2 separate regions of the Mus musculus genome follow, and region 1 is linked to region 2. The links are chromatin loops, found by intact Hi-C in ENCODE. Cell type or tissue: left cerebral cortex. All regions are shown on one strand. Each heading gives the region's core, and the rest is flanking DNA. Links, peaks and the distances in the headings are about the cores only.

The links. A loop is a pair of places that touch in the nucleus more often than their neighbours do. Peaks named below come from ENCODE experiments on the same cell type or tissue, not always from the same donor. Only the 100,000 strongest peaks of a DNase experiment are listed, where the experiment ranks them.
Region 1: a loop joins it to region 2, with 3 times the contacts of the local background. A loop is called at or near these places in 2 of 42 quality-filtered maps.

Annotation. Positions count from the first base shown.
Region 1 is chr9:21,595,631-21,610,608 of GRCm38, forward strand. Timm29 (translocase of inner mitochondrial membrane 29) reads left to right here. Exons shown (of 2, transcript NM_178619.4): 2 at 1-340. It also overlaps the pseudogene Gm7904. Among named protein-coding and RNA genes, the nearest start is that of Yipf2, 10 kb to the left of the region's middle. In left cerebral cortex, for the core only: a CTCF peak has its summit at 6,566 (motif pointing right); a DNase peak (open chromatin) is centred at 6,570.
Region 2 is chr9:22,149,079-22,164,056 of GRCm38, forward strand. It overlaps Pigyl (phosphatidylinositol glycan anchor biosynthesis, class Y-like), which reads left to right and starts at 7,768. Exons shown (of 2, transcript NM_001082532.1): 1 at 7,768-7,835; 2 at 8,654-9,277. The coding sequence starts at 8,917. The coding sequence ends at 9,132. In left cerebral cortex, for the core only: a CTCF peak has its summit at 6,609 (motif pointing left); DNase peaks (open chromatin) are centred at 6,615, 7,034, 7,067 and 7,708; H3K4me3 peaks cover 688 bases; H3K27ac peaks cover 474 bases.

The DNA.
Region 1 (14,978 bases), core at 5,255-7,754, 550 kb before region 2:
AGGATTAAAGGCATGTGCCACCGCCTCCTGGGTAAGGTAGTTCTTGAATTCAAGTCTTCTGGCCAGGTGATGATGTTAATTCACATCTTCCCGCACTGGTGAGGTGGCTCAGCAGGGGAAGACATGTTCAGTCAAGGCAACCACCTGAGTCCATCCTATGGAACCCACACAATAGAAAGAGCTAACTCCTCCGATTTGCACTGTGACCTACATGTATACTAAATAAATTAAAATGTAATATGGGTTGCAAAAAAAATCCACATCTGAATTACAAATGTTTTAATTAGTGTGTATTAAAGGATTTTCTTATGTGTGTATGAAATAGTCTTATTCACCCTCCATTACTGTTTCTTGCAATCCACTCCTAGTTCCATGTTTCCTCTCTTCCCAATTAGCACCAACGTGTGTGTGTGTGTGTGAGAGAGAGAGAGAGAGAGAGAGAGAGAGAGAGAGAGAGAGAATATGTCTCAATATGTAATCCTGTAATCTTGGGCTGGCCTAGATCAGACTGGCCCTGAACTAACCTAGAACTATTGTGTGTGGATTTAAACAACCTCATGGAAACCTTTCCAGGGACTGACTATACCACTAAGGAATTTTCTCTCCTTCCTTCTTTCCTTCCCTCTCTCCCTCCGTCCCTCCCTTCCTTCTTTACTTTAGCAACTATTACTGACACACAAATCCCTGAAATGGGGAGGAGCCTTCCAGTCTTGTGGAGATCCTGTACAGGTGATCACAAAGTACAACAGCTAGGGGCTGTAAGAAGGCCAAGTTCAAAGACACTTTATTGCATAAAATCCGAGGGCCTGAATCTGATCTTCAAGACTCACTTGATGGAAGGATAAAATTAATTCCAGCAGATTATTTTCTGACCTCCATACACATGGGTGTGAGCATGTTCATGTACACAATGTGCAAATATTTTTTTTTTTCAAGACAGGGTTTCTCTGTGTAGCCCTGGCTATCCTGGAACTCACTTTGTAGACCAGGCTGGCCTTGAACTCAGAAATCTGCCTGCCTCTGCCTCCCAAGTGCTGGGGTTGAAGGCGTGCACCACCACGCCTGGCGCAAATAATTTTTAAGTACAACAGTGGGATCATGCTTGAAAGTTAGAGTTTCATACTACTCTCCACTTCTTTTTTTTTTGTTTTTGTTTTGTTTTTCGAGATGGTTTCTCTGTGTAGCCCTGGCTGTCCTGGAACTCACTCTGTAGACCAGGCTGGCCTCGAACTCAGAAATCCACCTGCCTCTGCCTCCCGAGTGCTGGGATTAAAGGCGTGCGCCACCACGCCCGGCTCCTACTCTCTACTTCTTCCAGGTCTTCTGTTTGTCCTTTTCTCCAGAGTTCCCTCAGCCTTGTAGGCGATAACCAAAATGTCATGCATCTCAATTTTAAAGAGAGGGAAAAATCAACATTCAGGTAAGGAAGATGGCTTAGCAGATGAAATATAAGCATGCACCCCTGAATTCAGATACCCAGTACCCACATAAAGCAGGGCACGGCTCCACACTATCCTAGCACTTGGGGGTCTGAAGATAGGTAAATGCCACGAGCTTGCCTGCCAGCCAGTCTAGCTGAATTCAAGTTTAGTGAGAGACCTGTCCAAAAGAGAGGGCTGGGGGAGCCGGGCGTGGTGGCGCACGCCTTTAATCCCAGCACTCGGGAGGCAGAGGCAGGTGGATCTCTGAGTTCGAGGCCAGCCTGGTCTACAAAGTGAGTTCCAGGACAGCCAGGGCTATACAGAGAAACCCTGTCTCGAAAAATCAAAAAAAAAAAAAAAAAAAAAAAAAAAAAAAAAAAAAAAGAGAGGGCTGGGGGCAGACTGGACACATACATGCCTTTGATCCTAGTATTCCTGGAGGCAAAGTGGGCTTATATCTGAGTTCAAGGCCAGCTGGTCTACATAGTGAGACCTTGTCTTTGAGAGAGAGAGGGAGGGAGGGAGGGGCCAGGGGGGGTAGCAGATTAGAAAAATGCTGCTGTGAGGCTAAGAAAGTCACCCAGCTCCCAGCCCTGTGACTTAGTTTGCAGAGTGAACCCAGAAGTTGTCCTCTAACCTAGACAAGCATGTCCTGGCAGAGGTGTGCCTGATGTCTTTGATCCTAACCTGTGTAGCCATACTTGATTTTGGGGGAAGGGCAGTTCCTCCCCCAAATAGTGTGGGACATAAGGCAAGTACTCTATGGGTCACACTGCAGCATCTCCTTGCTAAAAGGTATTAAATAATGTCATCCCTTGCCATGAATAAACCTTGTTAAGAGCATTTACTGTTGTTGCAGAGGATCTGGGTTTGGTTCCCTGTATTCACGTGGTAGCTTTCAACCATCTGTTAATTCCAGTTGCAGGTGATACCCTACCACCTTCTGTGAGCTGAAGGCACTAAGGCTTGCTCAGGTACAAGCAAAACATAGAACTTGCCAGGTGTGGTGATGCACCCCTGTAATCTCAGACTTGGGAGACAGGTGGATCTCTTGAGTTTCCAGGACAGCTAGAGCTACATTGTAAGACCCAGTCTCAAACAACAACAAAACGGCTGGTCCCCAGAGGTTTTCCTGTAACCTGGACAGGCATGCCTTGCAGAAGTGTGCCACTCTCACATCACACTTTTTTTTTTTTTTTTTTTTTTTTTGGTTTTTCGAGACAGGGTTTCTCTGTATAGCCCTGGCTGTCCTGCACACACAACTTTTAAAGGTTCATTTTATGTATATGATTGTTTTGCCTGCACTGTTGCCTAGGTACCACAGAAGTGCAGTGCTCAGAAAGGTCAGAAGAGGGCACCGGTGGTTGTAAGCTGCCATTTGGCTGCTATGTCTGAACCCAGGCCCTCTGCAAGAGTGGCAAGTCTTGGTCCACTAAGCCATTTCCCAGCTCTGTATAGTTTTTTAAAAGCTTTTTTAAAAAGCTAGTCAGCAATATGATTCAGTGGGTAGATGTGCTTGCCATTTGAGCCTTGCTCCTCAGAATTCAGAGTTGTCCTCTGACCTTCACTATGCAAGCAGGTCCTAGCACTCATATACAACATGCATCGCATGGATAGTGGAAAGGGGGGAAAATCTAAATTCCTGTAGTATTCCATAACTCATCTGAGACTCTGGTCCACAATCCAACTCCTCCCTTTTTTCCTAGTTGGCCTTGAACTTGTGTGTAGCCAAGGATGGTCTTGAACTCCTTACTCTCTCTGCCTCCTGAGTCCTGGGATAAAAGGCATGACCTGTGCAGTTTTTCATCTTTTTTTTTTTTTTTTTTTTTTTTGAGACAGGGTTTCTCTGTGCAGCCCTGGCTGTCCTGGAACTCACTCTGTAGACCAGGCTGGCCTCGAACTCAGAAATCCACCTGCCTCTGCCTCCCAAGTGCTGGGATTAAAGGCGTGCGCCACCATGCCCGGCTCTTTCATCCTTTTTGTTAGATTAGTAGTAATAGCTTTTCTTGGCTTTCAACTTGACTACATCTGAAATTAGTGGAATCCTAAGGGACCGGGTATACCTCTGAGAGAATTTTTTTTTTCCTTAATTAAATGTTTTGAAGTGGGAAACCAACCTTTTTTTTTTTTTTAAAGATTTATTTATTAACATTGTAGCTCACTTCAGATGCACCAAAAGAGAGGGCATCAGATCTCATTACAGATGGTTGTGAGCCACCATGTGGTTGCTGGGAATTGAACTCAGGACCTCTGGAAGAGCAGTCAGTGCTCTGTAACCACTGAGCCATCTCTCCAGCCCAATCTGGATCTTTTGAGGTGGAAAGATTTACCTTTGATGTGAGTTAACCTTTTATAAAGGTCATGAAAGAAGAAGAAAGCTTTTGCTCTTTGCCTGCCTGCCCTCATTCTGGTTGGCCAAGTGCATTGCATCATGGCCATTAGAGCCTGTTTCTGCGGGATCCCAGTGGACACTGAAGACCAGCTGAGACACCAGCTTCCTGGGCTGAACAGCTACTCAGTTCTTAGACATTTCATTGGTAAATAGCCATCGTTGAACTGGCTGGACCACAGCCTGTAAGTCATTCTGCTAAATGTGTGTGTGTACGCACGTGCACGCGTGTGTGTAAAGCCTGGGTCCTCTTTAAGAGCAACAAATGCTCTTTAACAGCTGAGCCAACTCTCAGCCCCTCTCAAATGAGGTCTCAGTATGTAACACTAGCTGTCCTGGAACTCATGTGTGGACCAGGCTGGCCCCAAACTCAGAGATGTGCCTGCTTTGTCCAGGCCTGGCTGACCCTCATGGGAATGGCTAGTGAAGCCCCATGCGGCTTAGCGCAGCAAATACAAGGTGCTTCATCCATTTATTGAAACTCAGGAATGGCATGTGGTGGCAGAAGTTGGTGCCATTGGAAAGGGCCACATCCATTCCTAGAACATGTGCCTGATTTGCAAAAGAGGCAAACATCAGGACCTGGGCTATATGTTCCATCCACCATCTGTAGATGACAGCCTGGACTTCAGGAAGATACCTCTCAGGGTAATGGGTAGACCCTGGAGGGTGACAGTCCTTAGACTTCATTGCCCTTAGCCAGCCAAGTACTGGCCTTGCACATACCAGTGTTTACTTAGCCCAGCTAATTCACCAATTCACCAGGTTTGCAGTCTGGTTGTCCATACCTGCACTCTGTTAAAGCCAGGTGCTCTGTGAGCCTGCCTCTGAAGCTCTTCATGATTGAGATCTATAGTTCTCAGCCAGCCACCTACCCCCTTCTAGGTTTGGTCCCCTGATAGGCACAGCTAGCCAGCCCTCTTGTTAGGTTCTGCACCGAGGGAGCCAACCAAGGTGGAATGGTGTGATAAGTGTAGCTGACTTCAGTTGTGTTCACCCAGCATATAGGGAGCCCCAGGCTCCAGCCTGATGACCATTAATAGGTCTTGTACAATCTGTAACCTCAGCACTTTTCTCTGACTAAAGGGAGGCTCCTTAATACTCAATACCTCGAGTATGTAGTGATCCGGTTCAAGGCCAGCCTGGGCCAAATGAGACCCTATCTCAAAAACAAAAAACTCGACAAGAAAGGAGATTAGGAAAAACTTTCGCAGATTCTTTCCTGCTGATATTTCCTAAATAATGAAGTATAAAGCTAGGTATGGTGGCTTACATCTGCTATCCTAGACAAGAAGAGGCTGAGGCAGGAGGATCAGTACAGTCTTAAAGCTAGCCTGAGCTGTGACCTAGTGGTGCTGATGATGTTGCTGGGAACACTTGCCTAGCATACACAAGGCCCTAGCTTCCATTCTGGTACCAGAAACAATAAGATCTCTGTGAGTCCCAAGCCAGGCAGAGCTCCACAGGGAGACCCAGTGTAATAAACAAACAAATGTCGGCCATCAAGCATGATCCTAGAGCGCCCACAAAAGAGGAAGGAGAGGGGCCTGAAGAGAGAAAATAAAAGGTTAAAACAATTAAGTGGAAGGAGCCAGGAAGTGGTGGCATACACTTTTGATCCCAGCAACTCGGGAGGCTGAGGAAGGTGGGTCTCTGTGATTTTGATGCTAGCCTGGCCTACAAAGCTAGTTCCAGGACAGCCAAGACTACACAAAGAAACCCTGGGAAAACACAAAAACAACAGCAATGTGGGAAGAGAGAACTAACTCCACAGAGTTATCCTCTGACCTCACACACAGACTGGGGTGTGGCTGAGTACATATACACACACACACACAGCTGGGGGCGGGATAATTATTTGAAGATTTCACTTTTAGTTTCATTTATGAATGTTTGCTTGTGAAATGTGTGTAGTGCCACTGGAGGACTGAAGACGGTGTCTCTGATCTTTTGGAGCTGGAGTTACAGGAGGTTGGGAGCCACCATATGGAGTTGGGAACTGAATCTGGGTTCTTTATAAGCATACTTGGTATCTCTCTAACCCCAACATGGGTACTGGGAATGGAATCTGGGTCCTTTCCAAGAGCAGCCAGGTGTATAGTGTGCTGGATAGTTTTATGTCAACTTGGCACAGGTTAGCATCATCTGAGAGGAGGTAGCCTCTGTAAGATCATGCTGTAGGCAGGCCGGCCTGTAGGGAACTTTCTAAATGAATGATCGATGAGAGAGGACCCAGCCCATTGTGTGTGGTTCCACTCCTGAGCTGGTGGTCCTGAGTTCTGTAAGAAAGGCTGAACACACATGCCGGGCGATGGTGGCGCACGCCTTTAATCCCAGCACTTGGGAGGAAGAGGCAGGCAGATTTCTGAGTTCAAGGCCAGCCTGGTCTACAAAGTGTGTGCCAGGACAGCCAGGGCTACAAAGAGAGACCCTGTCTCAAAAAAAAAAAAAAAAAAAAAAAAAAAAAAAAAAGCAAGGCTGAACCTGTGCCTCCCCAGCTTGGGACACTGGTATCTCCAGCTTCTCATGTGCTCCCAAAGGTCAATGGTCAAATCCATCCGTACACTTGTTGCAGCAAACATTTTACCCACTGCTCCATAGCTCCATCCCTAAGTTTCTTTTTACTGAAAAATATATGCTACTGCCTACATGTCCCATGGCTTGCGTTTCTTGCACCAGCATTTGGTCACTCGGCAACAGAAGAGATTGACTTTGGGGTGGTGGCCGTGCATGTGTTTATTCTGATTAATGGACACCAGAGGGCGCCAAAGCTCCTCATTCCCAGCTAGGGCTTCTCTGTTTTGCCCTGAGCAAGGCCCAGCAGAGCAGGTGAGGGGATTAAGGTAGACTAGCTTTGACATATAAAACAAACAAACAAACAACAACAACAAAACAACAGAATTTCAAAGAGGATGAGGCTCAGTTGAATGTTTGCCTAGCACACATTCACGTCCAGTACTTCAAGCTAGACATGATATTGGCTCGCACCTGTAATCTTAGCACACAGGAGTTAGAGGCAGGAGGATCAGTTCAAGGATATAGTGAATTACAAGCCATCCTGAGAGGCTGAGAGCCTATCTTGAAAAAAAAAACAAAACGAGAGATAGAGTCTGAGAAGCAGAGGCAGGTGGGTTTCTGTAATTTTAAGGCTACATAGTGAGACCCTGTCTCAAAGAAATATGGAAAAGAAAACCCCAACTAACTCCTAACCAAAGTGGCTCAAGGCTTAAGTTGCAATGATCTAGGTTGATGGCTGTTGGAGGGTGCTCCAGTTTGTGGCAGCTGGGGCCATGAGGAGCTAAAGAGCACTTGTAGAAAGCTCCACACAATGGTCTGGATTAATGATGGCACATTTCAAAACTTGTGACTAAAAAAATAAATTGCAAAATGCAAGTCCTACATAGCGGCACACGCCTGTGATCCTAGCCCTCAGGAGGCAGAGGCAGATGAATCTCTGTGAGTTTGAAGCCGGGCTGGTCTATAGAGTGAGGTCCAAGACAGCAGAGCTATATAGTGAGACCCTGTCTTAAAAAAGACAAAAGAAGCCAGGTGTGGTGGTACATGCCTTTAATCCCAGCACTCGGGAGGCAGAGGTAGGTGGATTTCTTAATTCAAAGCCAGCCTGGTCTGGAAAGTGAGCTCCTAGACAGCCAGAGAAACCTGTCTCAGAAAAACAAAAAACAAGAGGGCTGGAGAGATGGCTCAGCAGATCTGCCTGTTTCTGCCTCTTGAGTGCAGGGATTAAAGGCGTGCGCCACCACGCCATGCTTAAGAAGTGTATTGTCTCCTTCCATCATGTGGGTTCTGGGGATTGAACTCAGGTTGTCAGGCTTGGCAGCAAATGCCTTCACCCCTAGACAGAGTCTCTCAATGTTTACCTCAGTCAAGCTAACTGGCACTGTCTTCTACCATCCGTACCCCTTTCAGTGTGCTGTACACACCCACTGTACTACTGTATCCATGGTTGCTTGGGTTCTGGGGAATCGGAACTCAGGTTGTCAGGCTTACCCAGTGTCTGTTGCACCATGACCAAGCACCTTATAAAAGAAAGCGTTGACTATGAGCTCATAGTTCCAGAGGGTTGAGCCTGTGGCCACCGTAGTGGAGAACAGGCAGCAGGCAAGCATAGCCCTGGAGCAGAAGCTGAGAGCCACCAGGAATGGCATGGGTGTGAGCCTTTGAAATGTCAGAGCCTACTCTCAGTGATACCTACTCCAGCAAGGCCAAAAAGTTCCATTACACAGGGACAAAGCATTCAAACATGAACCTATGAGGGATGTTCTCATTCAAACACCATATTCCACCCGCTGGCCTCCATAGACATAACGCACAGTGCAGTTAGTCCAACTTCAAAAGCCCACCCCTTCCTGGTTTCTCATTCTGGTGTGTCTTTTGAGCTTCTTCAGGGGCCCCTCTTTCCTGCAGAAGGGATATTTCAACAATATTTGTGTGTGATCACATGTGTGCAGGTTGGAAGGATTGGTTATTGTCTACCATGTGGATCCTAGGGACCACACTCAGGTCCTCTGCCTTGGCAGGAAGTTGCTAGCCCTAACAGTGGTCTCCGGTAGCCATCCAGCTGAGACAGCTCTGGCAGCAGAGCTTCAGGTGGGGGTCACAGTGTAGCCCTGAGTTCCATACCTGGGTCACTAGAAACTGTTTCAAGGTCCCAGCTGCAAACAGTGCATTGTCACCCTCTAGGCTGAGAACTCACTGCAATAAGAAAGTCAAGAGAGGGACTGGAAAGATGGCTCAGCGGTTAAGAGCACCGACTGCTCTTCCGAAGGTCCTGAGTTCAAATCCCAGCAACCACATGGTGGCTCACAACCATCTGTAACGAGATTTGTCGCCCCCTTCTGGAGTGTCTGAAGACAACTACAGTATACTTACATATAATAAGTAAATAAGTCTTTAAAAACAAACAAACAAAAAAAAAACAAACAAAAAAAAACAAGAAAGCCAAGAGAGGGTTTGGCCCTTGTCATTTGATGCCACATTTGTCAGGTTTTTACTGATTGTTTTTTTGTTTTACACCTTATTTCCATACACACATGTAACTGATTAGGATCACAAGGTGCAGAGGCCATGAGCCTGGCCACACATGGGGAGTCAGTCCTACTGGATCGGATCGGGGAGTGGCTTGCTCTTTCCTGTCCCATGAGATGGGAAGAGCTGCCCTTGGTTGCTACTGATGGCTTACTGGAGTACCGAGCTGCACCACATGTTGTCCATCTGGCTTGGCACCCCCAGCGGACCAGGAAGTTCTGGTCTTCTGTTTTCTTGTCTGGGCTGTTATGTCTGTACACTGACCCTATCCAGTGTGAGCTGTTATTCCTATGTAAATAAAGTTCTCATGTGTTCACCCTTCCCTGCCTGCCTGCACTATTCTTGAAGCAGGTACGGCAAGGTATGGCAAGCACACATTTGGACACAGGAAAATCAGCTATCTCTTTAAATATGGAGTCAGGGACCATTGTAGATGCCATTAGCAAGTTTAGGGACAGGAAGGAGCAAGCCACTCCCTAATCCAGCAGGAGAGACTCCCCATCTGTAGTCAGGCCAGGCTCAGAGATCAGATCTGAAATGTGTAGTGGTAGTAGATCCCTGGTGGGTGTGCATGATTCTTGCTACTGCCCCAGTGTTGTAGGTTCACAGACAGGCAGACAGATACAGACACAGACACAGACACATACACACACACACACACACACACACACAGGACTTGTTTTGTTTTGTTTTGTTTGAGACAGGGTTTCTCTGTATAGCCCTGGCTGTCCTGGAATTCACTTTGTAGACCAGGCTGGCCTTGAACTCAGAAATCCGCCTGCCTCTGCCTCCAGGACCTTATTTTTAATATGCCCTAAGCAACTCAATGGCTGGGCCACTCCCAAACTTCCATATTACTAATGCCTTGCCTCCGACACTCCTGAATTATTACTTACTAAAATCTAGATTCCATCTCTGTTACTCCAGACCCAATTGTGGATATGCTCTTGGGGCCGCTCTTCTTGGGCTTGTAAGACTCAAAGTGAGCCTTAGCTACCGGGAGACCGGCAATGAGACTTGAGAACAGAGTTCAATACAAAAGCAAGAGGTTTATTTTTCCAGCACACTGGGGTCATCCTGCACCCAGTGGAGAGGCAACCCCTTCTCTTTCTTTCATAAGCCTTTTATATAATTTTTGAGGGCAGCAACTAGGCAGGTAATGATTGATGGTTCTGATGACCCTTACATTAATTGGCTGGACAGGGAGGGGGACTCAGGAACCTTCCCTAAGGCCTCCAAGTCAGCGCTCTCAAGCTCTTCCACGGTTGTCACTCCGTCTTCTGCAGCTCTTGCCTGATCCTCCGGCCTCCTTGGCAGTACTAAAAACCCTTTTCTTCCTGGGCTTCCTTTGCCCGAGAAATCTAAAGTCTCTCTCTCTCTGTCCAGCCATTGGCCACCGGCAACATTATTCACCAATCAAAGCCACCTGGGGCCAGGGACCTTCAGTGTCTTGCAGGCGTGCCTTTCCTGGGTAATTTGGGGAGCCAAATTAACACAAATAGCATTAGAACCAATCCACAACAGAAAAGCCTGAAAGCTCAGAGGTTCGGCACCTTGTCATCTAGACCGAATGGGTCCTGATTGGTTACATGTGAGTATGCAAATAAGGTGTAGAACAAAGACGATCTGGAAAGACCAGTCAATGGCAGCATTAGAGGGCAAGGGCCAAGCCCTCTCTTGTCCTTCTTAGATAGCCAGTACATCAGCATACTGAGGAAAAAGAGGAGCAGTGAAATGACTCAGCTTGTAAGGGTCTTGCATCTAAAGCTGAGGACCAAAGTTCGATTCCTGGTACCCACATGGTGGAAGGAAAGGACTAACTTCTGCCTAGTCAGGATTGTTGGCAAGTTGTTCTCTGACTTCCACATAAAGAGGCTCTGTCAATCACAGTGCACCCTTCCTAACAAGAATAAGTAAAGAAGTAAAGAAAAAATTTTCGAGACAGGGTTTCTCTGTGTAATAGCCCTGGCTGTCCTGGAACTCACTCTGTAGACAAGGGTGGCCTTGAACTCACAGAGATCCGCCTGTCTCTGCCTCCACAATACTGAGATTAAAGGTGTGTATGCACCACCACCACCCAGCTTTGAAAAAATTATTAGAAATATATATATTTTTAAAGGAGCAATTGTGGCTCACACCTTTAATCCCAGCACTTAGGAGGCAGAAGCAGGTTGATCTCTGTGAGCTCTAGGCCAGCCTGGTCTACAGAGTGGGTTCCATGACAGTCAAGGCTATGTAGAGAGACCCTGTCTCAAAGAGGAGGGGCAGCTAAGGGGGTAAGAAGAGGAGGAGGAAAAGAGGAAGGAGGGGAAGAAGAAAGAGGAAGAGGAGAAGCAGGAGAGAAAGATGGAGGAAGTCACAGCAGCTGTGACTGCTTACAACCCACTTTCCTTTGCTCCCACATGCGGTGCTGAGGAGAGTCATTGGTTCCTTCCATGAGATTTCATCCACTCCCTCTTTCCCTGGACCTCCCAGCTAGCAGTATGTAATTTTGTCCCAGCTACATACAACTCAGAAATCTGCCAGCCTCTGCCTCCCAAGTGGTGGGATTAAAGGCATGTGCCACCACTGCCCTGCCTATAGTCAGGTCTTTTTTTTTTTTCTTTGCTTCTCAATTTAGTAAACTAATATACAATTTAGTACAATATGAATGTTTGGTAATAAAAATATTGTAATTACCAAATTTAACATCAAAATATAAAAAATAAGACTAAAGATATACAGTACAAGGGCACAAGTTGGCTTTTCTTAGTAATATATGACATTCCAAGAAAAACATACATTGGTTGTATGTTCTAGGTAACAGCTTTCAGATGCAGAGTTCTGCAAAACTTAAAATTACGGTGTTCTCAACCAGACACCCTGAGAAGGCAGAGTTGAGAGTGCTGCTAATGAGGACGACTGAGTGTCCACTCTTGCAGCCTGTGGTCACCAGCTGAGGAACCTGAGAGGGTCTATACAATGATTGTCCAGTCTACAGCCATCCGTTGCACTAACACTTATCCAAGAGAAAGAAGTTTGACTTAAAAGTGTACATATATATTCTCTATAGGGCCATACATTCATTCATGAATGTTTGTTGGTATGTATGTATATATGCATGCATGCATGTATAAGGAACAGAAGCCAGGCATGATGTACTATACCTAAATTAATACAACTTGGGAAGCTAAGGCAAGTGGATTGCCATAAGTTCAAGGCCAGCCTGAGCTACAGAATAAGACCCTGTTTCAAAACAAACAAATGCACACCCTCACACACAAATGCACATGCAGGCGGGGGGGGGGGGGGTGGAGGAGAAAGAGGGAAAGAGGAGGGGGAGAGGGAGAGGGAGAGAGGTGAATCTAGTCTGTGAATCTATGCATAACATCTCCTAGTCAGGAACACTAAATGGCAGGGTGCTAATGACTTCACCGGACTCGGTGACGATGGCATCATAGACCCAGCGGCGGTTGCAGCGGCACTCCGGCCCACACTTGTTGGAGTTGCACTTGGGGCACGGGTAGAAGCATCCCAGACAGTTCTTCTCCAGGCAGTCACACAGGTCCACGTCACGTCGTCACAGATCAGCCTGCCGCTTTTGCCGTACTTCTTCATCACCTTGTACTTCACAGAAAAGTATTCATTCACCTTCTTTGACATCCGCGCTTTCCTTCTCTGCTGCCTTGTCTCAGTTGAAGTCTGCCACCTGAGGTCCAGGGTTTTGAAATGCTAAGCACTTTAGCTGCCGCCGTCCTATCTGTTGCAGTTGCTTCTGTCCAATCTGACTGCTTTTCTCTGGAAACCTGTGGTTAGTGCGCCCCTCTTGAGTGGAGTTGTTCTTCTGTGATGGTTCAGTCATTTTGGCAAAGTTCACAGGGATATGGTCCACCATAGCAGGAACGTAAGTCAGTAAGAACCGGAGACAGCTGATCGCCTGTATCCATGGCCAGGAAGCAGAGCCTACAGCCGGGTCTTATAGAGGTATTCCTCGATTAAGAGTCCTTCCTTCCAGGTAAGTTTAGTTTATGTGTCAGTTTGAAGTGAGACCAGCCAGCACCAACAGTCAGCTGGGTTCCACCTCAAAGTTTTCACAATCGCCTAAAACTTGCACCAGTTGGGGATAAAATATTCAACACAAGAGACTATAGGGGACATTTCTGTTTTGTTCGTACTTAGATTCGAACCCAGGGCTTCAAACATGCTAGGCAGATGTTTTCACTAAGGGACATCTCAGGCTTTTGTGGGACATATTAAAATTATAAGATAGGGCATGTCAGAATTTCCTCTCTTCTGAGGAAGGATGGACCATACTCCACTGTATGGATAACTGGACTGTTTATTCATGGAAGCTTATGCCTGTGAGAAGTCAAGGCAGAGCCTGGTCTGCTTTACGGATGATGCAAATCTCTGTTTCCAAACGCCCTCCTTGCTGGGTGGTGGTGGTAAGCAACTTTAGTCTCAGCACAAATCTGAGTTTGAGGCCAGCCTGGTCTACAGAGTGAGTTCCGGGACAGCCAGGGCTACACAGAGAAATCTTAGTTCAAAGGCCTAAACAAACCACACCAAAACAACACAACAACAACACACTTTCCTCCAAAAAGAAAAAGAAAGGAAGGAAGGAAGGAAGGAAGGAAGGAAGGAAGGAAGGAAGAAAGAAGAAAAAGGAAAAAAGTGAGTGAAATGGAAGGGGGGCGGGGACAAGAGGCAGGGAGGAAGGAGACAGGAAGGAGACAGGAGAAAGTCACAGATGCCTGAGGCCTGGCTGTAGTTACCCTTCTGACAGGACAGATCTCCCAGTGTAGCTCAGCTGCCCTGGAACTCACTGTGTCACCAGCTGGGCCTCACCTGTGCTCCCCTCCTCCATTCCACTCTTTTGTTGTTGTTTGGTTTGGTTGCTTGTTTGGTTGGTTTTTCTGAGACAGGGTTTCTCTGTGTAGCCCTGGCTGTCCTGGAACTCACTCTGTAGACCAGACTGGCCTCGAACTCAGAAATCCCCCTGCCTCTGCCTCCAGAGTGCTGGGAATAAAGGCATATACTACTACTGCCTGGCTCAAGATTTATTTATTTTGGATATGGGTGTTTTGTCTGCATGTTAATCTGCACACCAGAACAAGGCATCAGATCCTATAGGACCATAGGCAGGACACAAACATACACTCGTTCACACACATATACAGACACACTAAAAGAAGAAAGAAATGTATTAACATTTAAAAGACAAGTTGGGGGGCTGGTGAGATGGCTCAGCAGGTAAGAGCACCCGACTGCTCTTCCGAAGGTCCGGAGTTCAAATCCCAGCAACCACATGGTGGCTCACAACCATCCATAATGAGATCTGACTCCCTCTTCTGGAGTGTCTGAAGACAGCTACAGTGTACTTACATATAATCAATAAATAAATCTTTAAAAAAAAAAAAGATAAAAGACAAGTTGGAAGTTTCCTTGTGGGTGCTGGTGAATTCAGGACTTTTGGAAGAGCAGTCAGTGCTTTTAACCACTGAGCCATCTCTCCAGCCCTGTCAGTGGTTTTGGTGAGTCATGGTTTCAGGTTGTGTTAGCTCAGGGTTACATAACCTATTTAAGTGAGTCTCCCAGGCCCCACTCACCAGGCTTCATACTGGGTACTTCCCCTGGGTGACAGAGGCTGTGGTTCAGTGACCTAGCAGGAAGCTAAAGGTTTGATTCTCAGAACTGAATAAACTAGGGCTGGTGGTGTGTATCTATAATCTCAGCACTTAAGAGGTCGGAAGTTCAAGGTCATTTCTGGCTAATTGTTCAGTGCCATTCTGGGCTATACAAGACGCCATCTCAAACCAACAAACAAAAAATGGGTGCGGGCAAAAGGCCCAGTGGGTGAAGATGCTTGCCACCACACCAAGCCTAATGGCCTAATTTGGATTCCCAGATGGTGAGGTCCAGTAGAAGGAAAACATAGACTCCCCTAAATTATCCCCTGATCTTCACTATGCTGAACGTTCTTTTTCCTCCCCAAAGCAGATGAGGCTATGGGAAGAAAGGACAGAGAATGTACATGGAAAGGCAGAAGAGACCAGAGAGAGAATAAGGGTATTGCTGGCAGGTTCCATGACACCTGGCTCACATTCCAGGGTCTGCTTACCATGGGCGTGGGAATCCATAAG
Region 2 (14,978 bases), core at 5,329-7,828:
CTTTTGTTGAGGTCCTTAATCCATTTGTAGTGGAGTTTTGTGCAGGGTGATAAATATGGATCTATTTGGATTCTTCAACATCAGCTAACTAGTTTGATCAACAGTTTCTTTGAAGATGCTGTCTTTGTTTGTTTGTTTTCCAGTGTGTATTTTTGGCTTTGTTGTCAACAGTCAGGTCCTTATAGATGTGTGGACTTATATCTATCTGGGTTTTCAATTTGGTTTCATTGATCAGCTAGTCTGTTTTATGCTGTTCTTACTACTGTGGATCTGTACTACACCTTGCAATTGGGGAGGTGGAATCTCAGCAGTTCTTTTATTTTTACGCGTGGGCCTGAGTGCCAGAGGCTTTCCACGGAGATTTCTGGCCCGGCCTGGTGTGAGAGTTCCTGCGAAGGAAAGTGAGCGTGGGCAGGGAGGGGCAGTTACTTCTGCCTGGTCTGCTACTGCAGTTGGCTCCGCCTCCATCTCTGCCACGCCTTCCAGGTTACTCAGTTACTCTGCACCTCCCTGCACTGAGTCGGGTGGGGCTGGGCTGCAGTGAGGAGTGTGGTGCAGCTGATTCAGGTGGCGGTTCGGGAGAGCAGCCCTCTTCCTGAGTGTTACAGCTCTTAGGACAGAAGGCTCAGATGACCAAGTAGTTCTCACACCCCTCTAATCCTTACGGATAGGATTCTTTTTTTTTTTTTTTCCATTTCCTTTTTGGTCTTTTCGAGACAGGGTTTCTCTGTGTAGCCCTGGTTGTCCTGGAACTCATTCTGTAGACCATTCTCGAACTCAGAAATCTACCCGCCTCTGCCTCTGGGATTAAAGGAGTGCGCCACCACTGCCTGGCGCCGATAGGATTCTTATATACAGTTTTGGGATGGGTCAAGGTCTGACAACAGGTACTTCTCATTGGTTTGGTCTGAGAGCTTTGGGGCAACCTTATTTGCATGTGGGAGGGCTTGGTGCTGCTCCTATGTGACTGATGGCCACATACCTCTCTGTGGGGAGCTGTGGAAGGCTGTAGCTACAACCGGATCCAGGGGCCCAGGAGGCAGGGTCGAGTACCTTCCATCCCATGCAGGCAGAAATCACCTCCCACTGGGTCACAGGGGTTCCAGACCTTAGCTTAACCGGGGAACCAGACTGTGTACAGCCCACTGCGTGCCACACCCACTCCAGTGGCGTCTGCATGACAAGTCTAAAAGCTTGGCCACAGTCCTGAGGCAAAAAGTTTCACGGAAACTGGTCTCCTGGAGGTCCTTGGCATCCCGTAACATGGATGTGGTCCAGATAGTTGTCCTTGTGATAGTTGTGGAGGGTTTTGTGTGCTTTCTTTCAGTATTGTTTTACTATAGGTGCCCCCAAGGAATGATTTGACTAATAGCCAAGTTAGATTGAACTTTGCTTCCTGGCCTCCACCGGTGTCCCAATAGCCTAGTCAACCATTGAGCTGAACTTCGTCTTTGAATTTCGTAAGAATGCTACTTATTCAGACGAAATACCTCCAGTGTTAATAGAGAGATATTGAAAGGAATCAGGCATTGCAGTTTACTGGATAAGAGTTAGAAATCTCAGGGCTAGTTCAACAAAGTAAACTTAGAATTCTCATTTCAGTCATGTATGGCAGACTACATTACATAATAGTAGAAAGAAGGTGGATTGTGGTTTAAGAAGGAACTAAAGTAAATACTTAGAATAACAGCTGAGTCACTCCCATACACAGGGATTTACAATGGCCCAGGAAGAAGGTGGATTATATAATAGACTAGAATTGGAACTATGGCAAGGGCAGAAAGCCCTTGCCCCTGGCTTCTAAGAATAAGCTGACTTTAGATAGGGCTGAATTTTTTTTTTTTTTAGATTTATTTATTATTATACACAAGTACACTGTAGCTGTCTTTAGACCCACCAGAAGAGGGCATCAGATCTCATTATGGGTGGTTGTGAGCCACCATGAGGTTGCTGAGATTTGAACTCAGGACCTTTGGAAGAGCAGTCAGTGCTCTCACCAGCCCAGGGCTGATTTTTATCTCAAAACACTGTCTGTTTTGTTTAAAGAATGATTATGCATCAGATGACCTCAATGTATCTTGGCTGACGTATCACTTCCTTGTTTAATTTGGCTAAAGGTTTGTCAATCTCACGGTGTCACTGATTCTCTGTAGAGTCTTTTGTTTGTTTGTTTTTGTTTCATTGATTTCAGCCCAAGCTTGATTATTTCTTGCCACCTCTTCTTTTGGACAATATTTCTTTCTTTTGTTCTAGAGTTTTTAGTGTGCTGTCAACTTACAAATAAGGTCTCTCTAGTTTTGTTTTTGTCTTTCTTTCTCTTTCTTTCTTTCTTTCTTTCTTTCTTTCTTTCTTCCTTCCTTCCTTCCTTCCTTCCTTCCTTCCTTCTTCCTTCCTTCCTTCCTTCCTTCCTTCCTTCCTTCCTCTCTTTCTCTCTTTCTTTCTTTCTTTCTTTCTTTCTTTCTTTCTTTCTTTCTTTCTTTCTTTCTTTCTTTTTTATGGCTTTTCGAGACAGTGTTTCTCTCTGTAGCTCTGGCTGTCCTGGAACTCACTCTGTAGACCAGGCTGGCCAAATCTGCCTGCCTCTGCCTCTCAAGTTCTGGGATTAAAGGCATGTGCCACCACTGCCCGGCTTGTTTTTTTCTTGATGTAGGCATTTAGAGCTATGAACTTGCCTCTTAGAACCACCTTCAATGTATCCCATAGAATTTAGTATGCTGTAATTTCATTTTCATCCTGTCCTAAAAAGATTTTAATTTCCTTCATGATTTATGTTTTGATTCAAGATAGGATGTGTGGTTTATTTCAATTATCTTGTATCTGTTGAGACTGGTTTTGTGTCCAAGTATGTGGTCAGGATTGGAGAATTGGAGAGAGTTCCATGGGCTGCTGAGAAGAAAGTTTAACTCTAGCACTTCTCTTTAGTTTTTGTCTAGAGGGCCTGTCTGTTGGAGAGAGTTTTATGTAGGGATATATTTTTTTCTTGATCTACTTAAATAAGGGTTCAACCTCCCTTCTAGACCACCCCCTACCAGAGGTCATGGAAAAGAAAGGTTATTACGACATGGGGGGAGTGGGTCTGTTTAGAAATAGTCTTTGAGGCATTTCCCATCTTTATTGTACTCAGTCCAGTCCACTAGCAAACACCAAACATGAGTCAGAAGCTGCAGTCCAGTTTACTCAGCAGACACCACACATGAACCAGCAAGGGCCATCCAATCCAGAAGAAACTGCAAGGCTTGCCAATTAGCCCAAGTCCAAAGAAGCAACGAGAAGCCAGCTTCAGGAACCTCATCTCTCTCTCTCTCTCTCTCTCTCTCTCTCTCTCTCTCTCTCTCTCTCTCTGGTGTCACCACAAGTGAAGCTCAACAATGCAATGTAAGATGAACCAATGCATGCATGCGGTCAACGAACACTAGCAAGGTGAGCGAAGCCAATCAGTGCTCGAGCTCCCACGTCTTCGAGGTCATACTTACATTCTTTCTAAACACCATGCGTCCTTTCACGTGTCTGCTATGGCAAAACATCTGACTTAACTGACTTTCCAAAGAAGCCAGAAGTCTCCACTTCAGACTTATCCACTGCTTTTACCGTTTTCAATGCCTGCGATGCTCTCTTCCATGTGTTGTTCTGTTTGTGAGTCACATTTCTGGGGCTTTGTTTGACATCCTACACTTTTCCCTTTTAGTTTTATTTCAGCTTGGGTTTTTTTTTAGTGATTCTCTTTCTACTTTTATCTGTTGTTAGGATGTCAGTTCACAGGAATCGGCAGCGGAATCCACTTGCAAACAGCATTCACAGGTCAGCAAGGGCAGCTCAAGTCAGTGGCAACCTTGAGGCTTTGCCAGTCGGTCGGAGTCTGCAGAAGCTGCAAGAAGCCATCAGAACACCACCAGAAGTTCTTTGATGCATTTCTCTTTATGAAATCATGATAAACATTGATCAGCATAGATGGCAAGGTGAACCAATACCACACAGTGCCCTCCACTGTCTGTTGGGTTATACTTATACCCTTTCCAAAAACCACATGTTCTCACAAGCATTCGCTCTGGCGAAACATCACATGCTCTTTTTCTAGGCAGCTTCCAGAAAAAAACACCATGTGTCTGCTTCAGCAAAATATTCTCCCATGTGTCTGCTTCAGCAAAAACATCCTGTCATTAAGACAGCTTTCAGAAAAACATTGCATGACACAATTGAGTCTCCAAAGGAACCAGAAATCTCCACCTTCAGATAACTTATAAGGAGACAGTTGTCTGAGTTCAGCTATCTCAAGGACAGCTTCTCCATCTTGCTGTCGGCTTCAAACTAAATTCAAGTTCCCAGGCCTGGGATCCAACTCCTATCCTGATTAGTGGAAACTCCCTTGCTAACCCCTTATGTCAAATATGATTGAGCAATGCCACAGTCTACCCTGCTTACCTAGCTTTACGGTTTTGTCCTTTAAATATGCTGTGCGACTTTCCTCCAGGGTTGCAGTTCAGCTCACGGGTCTGATCTCTGGCCCTGATCACTCAGTAGTGGCTTGATTACAATAATTTTGTCATCGCCTTGACCTGGTATTTGAGTTGTGTTGGATCTAAGCAGATTCCATAACATAGGAAAGCCTTAATCTGGGGCTGCAGCAGGAGGCAGAGTCTAAGATATAAATCTCTGAAAATCTTCAAAAGGAAAGAATCAGAACTGGAGCTGGAAAGATGCTTAGTGGACAAAAGAACTCACTGCCAGTTTAACAACCTGAGTTTGAATCCTGGGATCCACATGAAGAAAGGAGAGAAATGACTGCCATAAATTCTCCTCTGACCTCTCCATGCTCAATGTGGCACAGAAGCATGTGTGTCCACACACAAATAAACAAATGAAATAAAATGTTTTATAGATTTGCTTATGTATATGGGCATTTTGCCTGCACATGTCTGTGTACTGCGTGCAATGCCCGAAGAGGCCAGAAGAGGCGTTACATGGCCTGGAACTGGAGTTACAGGTGGTTGTGAGCTGCTATGTGGAGATATAAGTCACCAATTTAGGAAGAACTTAATTACAGATTTGTGAGATAGTCACACAATTCCTTTAAATTAAAAAAGAATGCATTTTCATCTTGTCACTTACCAGGCAAGCTGTGACAATTAAAATATTAACCGAGGGGGCTGGAGAGATGGCTCAGCAGTTAAGAGCATTGACTGTTCTTCTGAAGGTTCTGAGTTCAAATCCCAACAACCACATGGTGGCTTACAATCACCTGTAATGAGATCTGATGCCCTCATCTGGTGTGTCTGAAGAAAGCTACAGTGTCCTTAGATATAATAATAAATAAATCTTTAGGCCGGAGTGAGCAGGGCTGACCGGAGTGAGCAGAGGTCCTGAATTCAAATTCCCATCAACCACATGATATACATAAAATAAATTAAAAAATATTTTAAAAAATTAACCTAAAGGTTAAGGAGAGCTAGTAGAGAAAGGGGGAAATGGCAATTGAGAAAGACATTTTTAAAGGTACCATGACTGTAGAGGCTCTAATGAAAATCTTAGACTGAAACGCCCTTACTTGTAAAAGGGTAAAGTGTGTGCAAGACGTAGGCCAGGTGCATATGCATCCTGCTGGTTGGTTTTTACCATCAGCTTGGTACACACTAGAGTCATCTGGGGAGAAGGGTCCTCAATTGAAGAATTACATCCATCAGATCGGCTTGTGGGACTGTCTCTGGGGCATTTTCTTGGTTTCTAGCTGATATAGGAGCGGCCAGCCCATCGTGGGCGGTAACAAACCTAGGCAAGTGGGCCTAGGTTACATGGAAAGCTGTCTGAGTGTGGGAGAAGAGGCAAGCCAGTAAGAAGTGGTCCTCCGTGGTTTCTGCTTCAAACTTCTGCCTTGAGTCTCTGCAATGAAGTCCCTCCATGATAGATCGTGACCCCTCTGCTGTCTGCCCCTCATCTCTCTGACACCCTCTTCTGGTATGTCCGAAGAGAGCGACAGTGTACTCATATTCATTAAAAGTAAATCTTTTGTTGTTGTTGTTGTTGTTGTTGTTTTTTCGACACACGGTTTTTCTGTGTAGCCCTGGGTATCCTGGAACTCACTCTGTAGACCAGGCTGGCCTTGAACTCAAAATCCGCCTGCCTCTGCCTCCCAAGTGCTGGGATTAAAGGCGCGTACCACCACTGCCCCGCAAAAAGTAAACCTTTGAAAAAACAAAACAAAAAACACCTTGTCCTAACACGGGGTTTCCTCTTTACCTTTTTAAACCGCCATTTCCCTGTGCACCACGTCTTTCTCCCCTCTACCCAGAGGCAGTCCTTTGCTGTGCTGTCATCATCCTGTCTGTTGTGACCCCCCCCACCCCCCTTCTCCCTCATCCTCTATCTCCTGTCTTTGGCTCTTATTCCCTGCCCTTTGAACTTTGGGGCAAAACCCCTCTACGCTAAGAACTTGGTCTTGGGTATCTTGCGCCAATACTGGCCTTTTCACAGGCGTGTGTAGTGAGTGCCTTTACCTCTTGAACTATCTTGCTGGCTATTTTTTGTTCCGATTTTAAATTTTTAAATTAAAAAATGTTTGTTACTTGCTCTGTGTAAACCATAGGATGGTTTGTCCTCAGCTCTCTCCTGCCACCTTGTGGTTGCAACAGAAGCTGCACGGACTCTATACCACTACTTACCTCTGAGAAGAAAAACTTTCTGATCTTTTAGCTTGCGGGAAGATTAAGGGATGGAGCTTCCTGTGCAGTACTGTGCAGAATCCTAGCTCAGCCTCATTTTTCTTTACGCTGGGATCAGAGATAACACTGCCTCACTAGGCAAGGCAGTGGCCGGCCCCGTGGACAGCATTTACGAACACCGTCCCTCCCCCCAACCCCAAGGCACACACACTCATCGTCTTACTATGTAGTCCGGATGACCTGGAACTTGCTATGTAGACCAGGCTGGTCTCGAACTCACAGAAATCCGCTAGCTTTTGCCTAAGGAGTGCTAGGATTAGGAGTGTGCTTGGCTACATTTTCTCTTAAAACTTCATTTTGCACTTTTTGCGGGAGTACACTCAGGTGTGCCACAATACATGTGTGGAGGTCAGAGGAAAATAGTTCTCCACCATGTGGGTACCGGAAGGTCGATCTCAGGTAGTCTGACCTGGCAGGAAACGCCTATACTCGCTGAGCCATCTCATCAGCACAAACTATTATTTTGCCATTTACCGATTCATACGTAAAATAATGTATCAGTCATCTTTCCGCTGCTTAAGAGGATAGATGATAGTGGCTGAGGCCAGGTGCGATTCAGGATTCAAGTTTATCAATTAGAAGTGGGGAAGGCAGCCGGGCATGGTGGTGCACGCCTTTAACCCCAGCAGAGGCAGAGGCAAGTGGATTTCTGAGTTCGAGGCCAGCCTGTTCTACAGAGTGAGTTCCAGGACAGCCAGGGCTGTCTCGAAAAACCAAAAAAAAAAAGTGGGGAAGGCTTTTCAGTGCAGAAAGACCCCACTGTCTGCTCTGGAGCGCCATGAATAAACTGTGGCAAATACGTTCCTCTCCTACTTCCAGCAGGACTAGCATAGGGGACGCCCAGCCAGAGACGATGGGATCCTTAGCTATCCGGTGCTCTCAGAGTCTTTCTGGCCTCACCCGTCAATCAAGACCACGGGGGCGGAGCCTGAGCCTGGGAGCGAAGGCAAGGTGAACTGTCCAATGAGCACGCGCGGACCGGCTCCATCGCGGGATCTGGGTTCCTCACCCCGCCCCTGCAGGGATTTGATTGGGCGGCTGGCCGGGCTGTCCCGCCTTCGTGGGGCGGTGACTGTCACCGCCAGGCGCCGAAGGGACCGGACTCCTACAGGCCTGCAAACGGTGAGTTGAGGGTCTCGAAATACGAGCGGAGGAGCTGTTGAAACCGGCTGGGGCGGGACTCGCGCCAGCTTGGCGTCTGCGCCATGGACGCCGCCGACTCCGTTTGTCTGGCTGGTTCGTTTTCGGTTCGGCCGGGTTCCCCCTGTCCTGTCTTGCCCCGCTCGGCTCGGCTCGGTTTTCTTCGGCTCGGCTCGGCTCGGCTCGGCTCTGTCCCTCCGTCGGTCAGAGACTGCAGCGGGCTCGTTGCCCCTTCTGGTCCCCGAGGCGACTGCGCCCAAGGGATGGCGCTGTCTTCGGTCTGTGCATTGACCGCGGGTGGCTCGTGACCTGGCCCCAGGTTCTGGTGCTGGTTCCCAGCCAGTCCTCGTATAGAAAGCCTCACTCAGATGTCTGAAGCGAACCCGGATTTGTAGGTCGCATTCCGCTTCCCCAGTTCACAAAAACATTATCAGTCCACCTGTCCTTCATTCTGTTTTTCAAATTGCTTACTTCCCAAAGTAATTCATGACACTTGTAGTGTTTTAAGCATGGTCTGGCAGCCGTTCTTTTGTCACTGCCTCCTCAATACTGATACCTCTGATGGGGGTCACTATAGGCAGTTTTGGAGGACACTCCTTTTTTTAAAGGCTTCTTTCTAGCCGGATGTGGTGGCTTGGGGAGGCTGATGCAGGAGGATCACAACGTTCGAGGCCAGCCTGCCGGTTCCAGCAATCCTGTCTCTAACCTACTCAGTGCTGGTACTGGCTGCTTCCCCATCCTTTCCTCTCCCTTCCCGTCGCCTGCCCTTCATCTTGTCATCTTGCATTTTTCTCATACAGTTAAAAGACCTCTCGCCTGCGCTGCGAGGGACACAGGTGGTGTCTGCAGTCGCTGGTAACCGCTGCGTGTGACGCGGAGGCTGAGGAGCCGGCACCTTCGGCCTGGGACCCCTGGACTTTCTGCGTGCCCTTGGGAAGCATGCCTGGGTGAATGAGGAGTCGGGACAAGGGGAAGATAAGACAAGAGCGCACCCGCACGAGAACAGAACTTTTCAAACAACTGAGTTTTCTTGAGACAGTTAACCTTTTAAGAAGGGAGGAAGATGATCCGGTCCCTGCCCACCATGACCGTCCTCATCCCACTGGTCTCGCTGGCAGGCCTGCTCTACTCCGCCTCCGTGGAGGAAGGCTTCCCAGAGGGCTGCACCAGCGCCAGCAGCCTGTGCTTCTACAGCTTGCTCTTGCCGGTCACCGTGCCTGTGTACGTGTTCTTCCATCTGTGGACATGGATGGGCCTGAAGCTCTTCAGACATAACTAGGGGAGCCGAGGCCCCTCCTGCTCGGGCTGCCTGCGGAGTGGGGCATGGCCGGAGGTTCCTGGCTGTTGCAGATTCTTTTGTAGCTGAAAAATACTTTTCAATAAAATGTCTTATGGGAGAGGAACACGACCAGCCTTCATCCAAAGACTGTTTCTTCTAAGATTTGTTCTTAATTGTGTGTCTGTGTGTGGGTATGCGCATGTGAGTGTGGGTGCCCAAGGAGGCCATGCAAGTGATGGGTCCCTGGAGTTGGGGGTACAGGCAGTTGTAGGCTACCGGAGCTGTGTTCAGATCATCCATAAAGGATGCGAGTTCATGTTCTTAGCCCCTGAGCCATCTCTCTGCCCGCCTATTGCCTTCTCATTTAGTTCTGGGGAACCTCAAGCTGTGAGAGGCAGACCTTGTCCTCCTTACCTTCCTGTCTCTACCTCCTGAGTGCTAAACTTATAGGCAAGAGCTCCACATCCATTCATGTGGTGCTGGAGGAACCCAGGGTTTCAGGAACGCCAAGCCAGCACTCTGCCAACCAAGCACCCAGGCCCTAAGGACTGTCTTTTTTTTAGCCCATTCATTTAAAAGTTAGTTGTTTGGAAGCCAGGCAGTGGTGACACACACACTTGGGAGGCAGAGGTGGATCTCTTGAGGGTCCAGGCCAGCATAGTGAGACTGTCAAAAATAATTTGGGATTTTGTTTCCGCTTCAAGGTCAATGGTGAAGTGTTAGGTTTGACTCCTCCCAGAGGAGCTGAGTGGAGTAGTGCCATATATAAAAACCAATATCTGGAAGCTGGACATACCAAGCCTGGGTCTGCGGCTGGGCAGATGGCTCAGCAGTTCCTTGGACCAGCTGCTCTTAGTCCCCAGGTTGGTGACTCACGACTGCCTGTAACTCCAGTTCCAGAGGATCAGACCTCATTCTGGGCACCTGCAGACCTGTGGCATGTTTATTCATGCACACACACATTAATAAAAAAATTGTTTTACAGAGGAAAGAAATCTGACTTTATAAAGTTACTTTTGTATTTTTCTTTTAGGTTTATTTATTTTATTTAGATGAGTACACTGTAGCTGTCTTCAGACACACCAGAAGAGGGAGTCAGATCTCATTACAGATGATTATGAGCCACCATGTGGTTGCTGGGAATTGAACTCTGGACCTCTGGAAGAACAGTCAGTGCTTTTAACTGCTGAGCCATATCTCCAGCCCAGTGTTTTGTTTTGTTTTGTTTTGTTTTGTTTTGTTTTCTTTCTGAGACAGGGTTTCTCTGTATAGCACTGGCTGTCCTGGAACTCACTCTGTAGACCAGGCTGGCCTCGAACTCAGAAATCCACCTGCCTGCCTCTGCCTACCAAGTGCTAGGTTCTTGGATTCTTTTTTGTTTGTTTTTGTTTTTGGAGACAGGGTTTCTCTGTGTAGTCCTGGCTATTTTGGAACTCACTTCGTAGGCCAGGCTGGCCTCGAACTCAGAAATCTGCCTACCTCTGCCTTCCGAGTGCTGGGATTAAAGGCGTGCACCACCAGCGCCCGGCTAGGTTCTTGGATTCTTATTCAAGGAATAAAAGCCCATATACAGATTTGCAAAGTTGCCAGGAAACTTAACTCAAAGCCAAGCTATAGGTCAGGCATGCAGATATGTGTCTATGAGGGTGTATTAGTCAGGGTTCTCTAGAGCACAGAACTTATGGATAGTCTCCATATAGTAAAGGAATTTATTGATTACTTATAGTCTGCAGTCCAATTCCCAACAATGGTTCAGTAGTAGCTGTGAATGGAAGTCCAAGGATCTAGCAGTTACTCAGTCTCACAGCAAGCAGGCGAAAGAGCAAGAGTGAGACTCCCTTCTTCCAATGTCCTTATATGGTCTCCAGCAGAAGGTGTAGCCCAGATTAAAGGTGTGTTTCACCACACCTTTAATCCCGAATGACCTTGAACTCTGAGATTTAATCTTCTGGAATCCATAGCCACTATGCCTCAAAGATCTCCATACCAAGATTCAGATCAGAATCTTCTATCTCCCAGCCTCCAAATTAGGGTCACTGGTGAGCCTTCCAATTCTGGATTGTACTTCATTCCAGATATAGTCAAGTTGACAACCAGGAATAGCCACTACAGAGGGTTTGGGTTTGTTTTTTTATCAAAGCAGCACACCTGTTCTCCCAGACTAAACCCCTCTGATCCTCTTTTTCTCCCTGTACCTCCAGGTTCAAAAACTCTGCCTCCAAAAGCACGGTACTCAGGTTTGTAACACACACCCCTAAAAATAGACACAAAGTCTTGAAAAAAGAGAAAGTTCTCTTTGGCTTGAGGGTAAGCCAGAGATGGGAAGTGTTGGGTGTGACCATTTCTAGTTTTTGATGCCTGCATGGGACACAGAGTCTGGAATTCCTTGAGTACATTGGACTTTGTGGCCCCTGGGGAAGTCCCCACAGCCACCCTGGGAACAGGATTAAAGAAGTCAGGGACTGGAGTGATGGCTCAGAGATTGAGAGTGTGTCCTACTTTTATAAAGTGTTTTTATTAAGATTATTTTGTGAGTATTTGACTTGCATGTGTAAATGAGCACCGTATGCGCGCGATGTACTTGGAGGTCAGAGGCCGGTGTCAGGTCCTCTGGAACGTGACTTAGGGGAGTTACAGGAGCCACCATGTGGGAATTGAACCTGGGCCCTCTTAAAGAACAGCAGGTGCTCATAACGTCTAAGCCAGCGCTCCAGCTCTGGGCTTGTTTTCTGTTGCTGTGATAAAACCACAAGCAAGTTGGGGCAAGAAAGGGTTTGTTTGACTTCCACTTTTAAATCATAGTTCATCAATGAGGGGGACGTTGGGGCAGGAGCTCAGGGTGGGAGCCTGAAGGCAGGGATTGAAGCAAACCCTGGATGGCTTACTCCCTAGCTCACATCAGCTACTGTTCAGGCCAGGCCTGGGGATGGCACCACCCACAGTGGGCTGGGCCCTCCTGTATCAGTAATTAAATTATGTCATAGACATACCCACAGGCCAATCAACTAAGCCATTAAGTAGTTCCTTGAGGTTCCCTCTTTCTAGATGACTAGTCAAGCGTAGCTGCCTGCTACTGGGTTCCTGAAAGTAAAGATGGAAGATGGGAAGGGCAGCCAGAGAAATAAGGAGCCAAGACAAAATTTTCTGATCAAGGCCGTGTTTACTTCTTGCGTCTGAGCTTATAAAGGGGGGGAACCCATCCCCCACCACGCCAGGATCTTGTTGCTTGGTCAGGATAGTGTCAGAACAGGTTCAGCCTCTCAGCAGGTAGTGGTGTCTTGGGGGAAAGCTGCTGACCGTGGCAGGACAATAGACCTAACTTGGTCTGAAGACTCCACCCTAGGTGGGCTAGCAAGTGTGGCAAGCCAGGTCTGAGCCAGCCTGCTCAAGGCTGGGGGAAGGGCACAGTCAAGGTGACAAGACTAACCAGCACGGAATTCGTGCTGCTCTTGAAGAAGACTGTGGTTTCCAGTGCCTGTGGATGGTGGCTCACTATTGCCTGTGAAAGACCCACAACGTGAGGACTCCCCCACGTTCTGACTTAGGAGAGGCGACACCCCAAAATCACCAACGAGAAACGGCCTAGATGCAAATTGCAAGAGGATTTTTATTCAAGAGCACTCTCGGGCCCACGGTCATACACCACGCAGGGGTAGAGGACTGTGGTGTGCCGAGTAGCTGAGTAAGGGGGTATTTAAAGGAAAAAACCATAACTCAAGGAGGTGGGAAGGGCGTTGTTGGAAAATACCAAAAATACCAGATAAGAGTCACAAGGAAGTACAAAGTCACAGGTGTCACAAGGAATACCTGGTAATTGTTAACTCTCAAGACCGTTTCTAAGAGCCCCTAACAATAGCACATTTGCATTGCAGGTTCCAGCAATGGTCAGGGTGACTTTCTTTGAATGAGCACTCTTTGAACCCAGGAAGCAGGTGGGTAGAGGAATGTCACTATCTGTTTTATGATTAGCATACCTTGGAGCACTGAGTTTACTACTCTTTCACCTGTAACTCAGTGCCTTTCTGACAGCCTCAGACAACTGCACTCATACATGCACCCAGGTACCGATACAAACAGACAGATAATAAGTAATATAAATAAATCTTCTTATTGTTGCTGTTAGCTTAGGGGGATCAGAAGTCACAGCTGGGGAGGGGGCCATGGAGATGGGGGTCTCCTGCCCCAAGCCTTCCCTCCACCTGTGCTTACGCTTGAGTAGCTTGCCTTGTTCCTTCCTGTGTGAGGGGTGGGAGCCGGCAGACAGCACCACCCCTCCCCAGATGGCGAGGAGGCTCATGGTCATGGACAGGAGGATCTGTGGTGTGCGTGCGTTTTGTCTGCCCCTGTTCCCCATGTAGCCCTTTGCCTTCGAGTCTTCCAACGGCACAGGAAGAAGTCTCACATCCACGGCCCTATCCCTCAGAGGCCCAGCTCTCCCCTTCCTTCTCTGGACAGGCTGAAGGGCCTTTTCTGCAACTGTTTGAAGAACAACGAAGCACACCTGTGCTACACAGGAGAGATGAGAGTGGCTCACTGCGAGAGTGGTTGTAGGCCTGTGATGAGTGTGTAAAGCATGTGTGTGTGTGTGTTGTGGGCCATGGCTTCAGTAAAAATAAACTTTAGTAGCCAATAAACTCGAAACATTCTTGGCCTCCTTTGGGGCTAACATTCTAGAATTTTTGTTTTTTTAAATCCAATTTGATGTTACTCAACCAGGTTCTGTTGCCCATTTGAAACGAGCTTTGCAAAGACAAGAGACAGTCAGATACAACATGGGGGATCCAGTTCTTCAGTTGGCGTCCTGAGCTGGGGTAAGGCTTAGGGGTACTTAAGAGATAAAGAAGCGGAACTGAGGAGGAGCCGTTAGGTAAGACAGCATGTGAGGTCATGAGGAGAAGCCGTTACGTAAGACAGCATGTGAGGTCAGACCACCCCTGGGCCTCCACCTGCCATGCATGCAGGGGTCTAAGTACATCACACCCATGCCGTAATGTGCATTTCCCCTCCAGAAATAATTTAAAATTATTTTATCTCTTTGAAACATAGTCTGTGTATCCTTGGCTGGCCTGGAGCTTGATATATAAACCTGTCTAGCCTCATACTCAGAGACCTACCTGCCTCTGCCTCTGGCTCTGGCTCTGCCTCTGGAGGGCTGAGTTAAAGGAAAGCAGCACCACACTGGGCCTTTTTATTTTCTTAATCCCTGGGGACTGAACCCAGGGATTCTTGAATCCTAGGCAAGGAAGGACTCTGTTAACTGAAGTTACATCTCTGGTTTCCTCACAGGCATTCTGCCCTTAGTAATGAGCAGTGGGTGTTTTCTGAAGGGTTATTGACTGGGAAACCGGACAGGCTGATAACATCTGCACACCGGAGCTCGGACCACACCGGTGTTCCTCTGTATCTACACCGCCGAGGCTTCTCGAGGTAACAGATCTGCAGATGGGATCATCCACCCCGAACTTCCCTTTGCTGTCCTACAAAACCCCAAGCTCTGACCCCAAGCCATAAAATTATTTTCATAGCTACTTCATAACTATGACTCTGCTAGTGTTATGAATTGTAATGTAAATATCCTTCATTGTCCTGGCCAAAGGACCTCTGTGGAGGTCCGCCTCTTACTTTCCATCGATCCTGTTCTAAAACTTTTAGTAGTTTGAGATGAACAAAAGCAAGCTCAGAGTTCCTGAAAGACAACACAGGTGATCTATTAATACCGTCATGACCCGTCTACCGAAAAACTAATGGGACCACACTCCTTAGTGACTCAGAAAGGTGTCCTGGTGGCCCATGAAAGAAATTTGAGTACTCAGGGAGTTGGAAGCCAATGACTAGAGGTAGAGCCT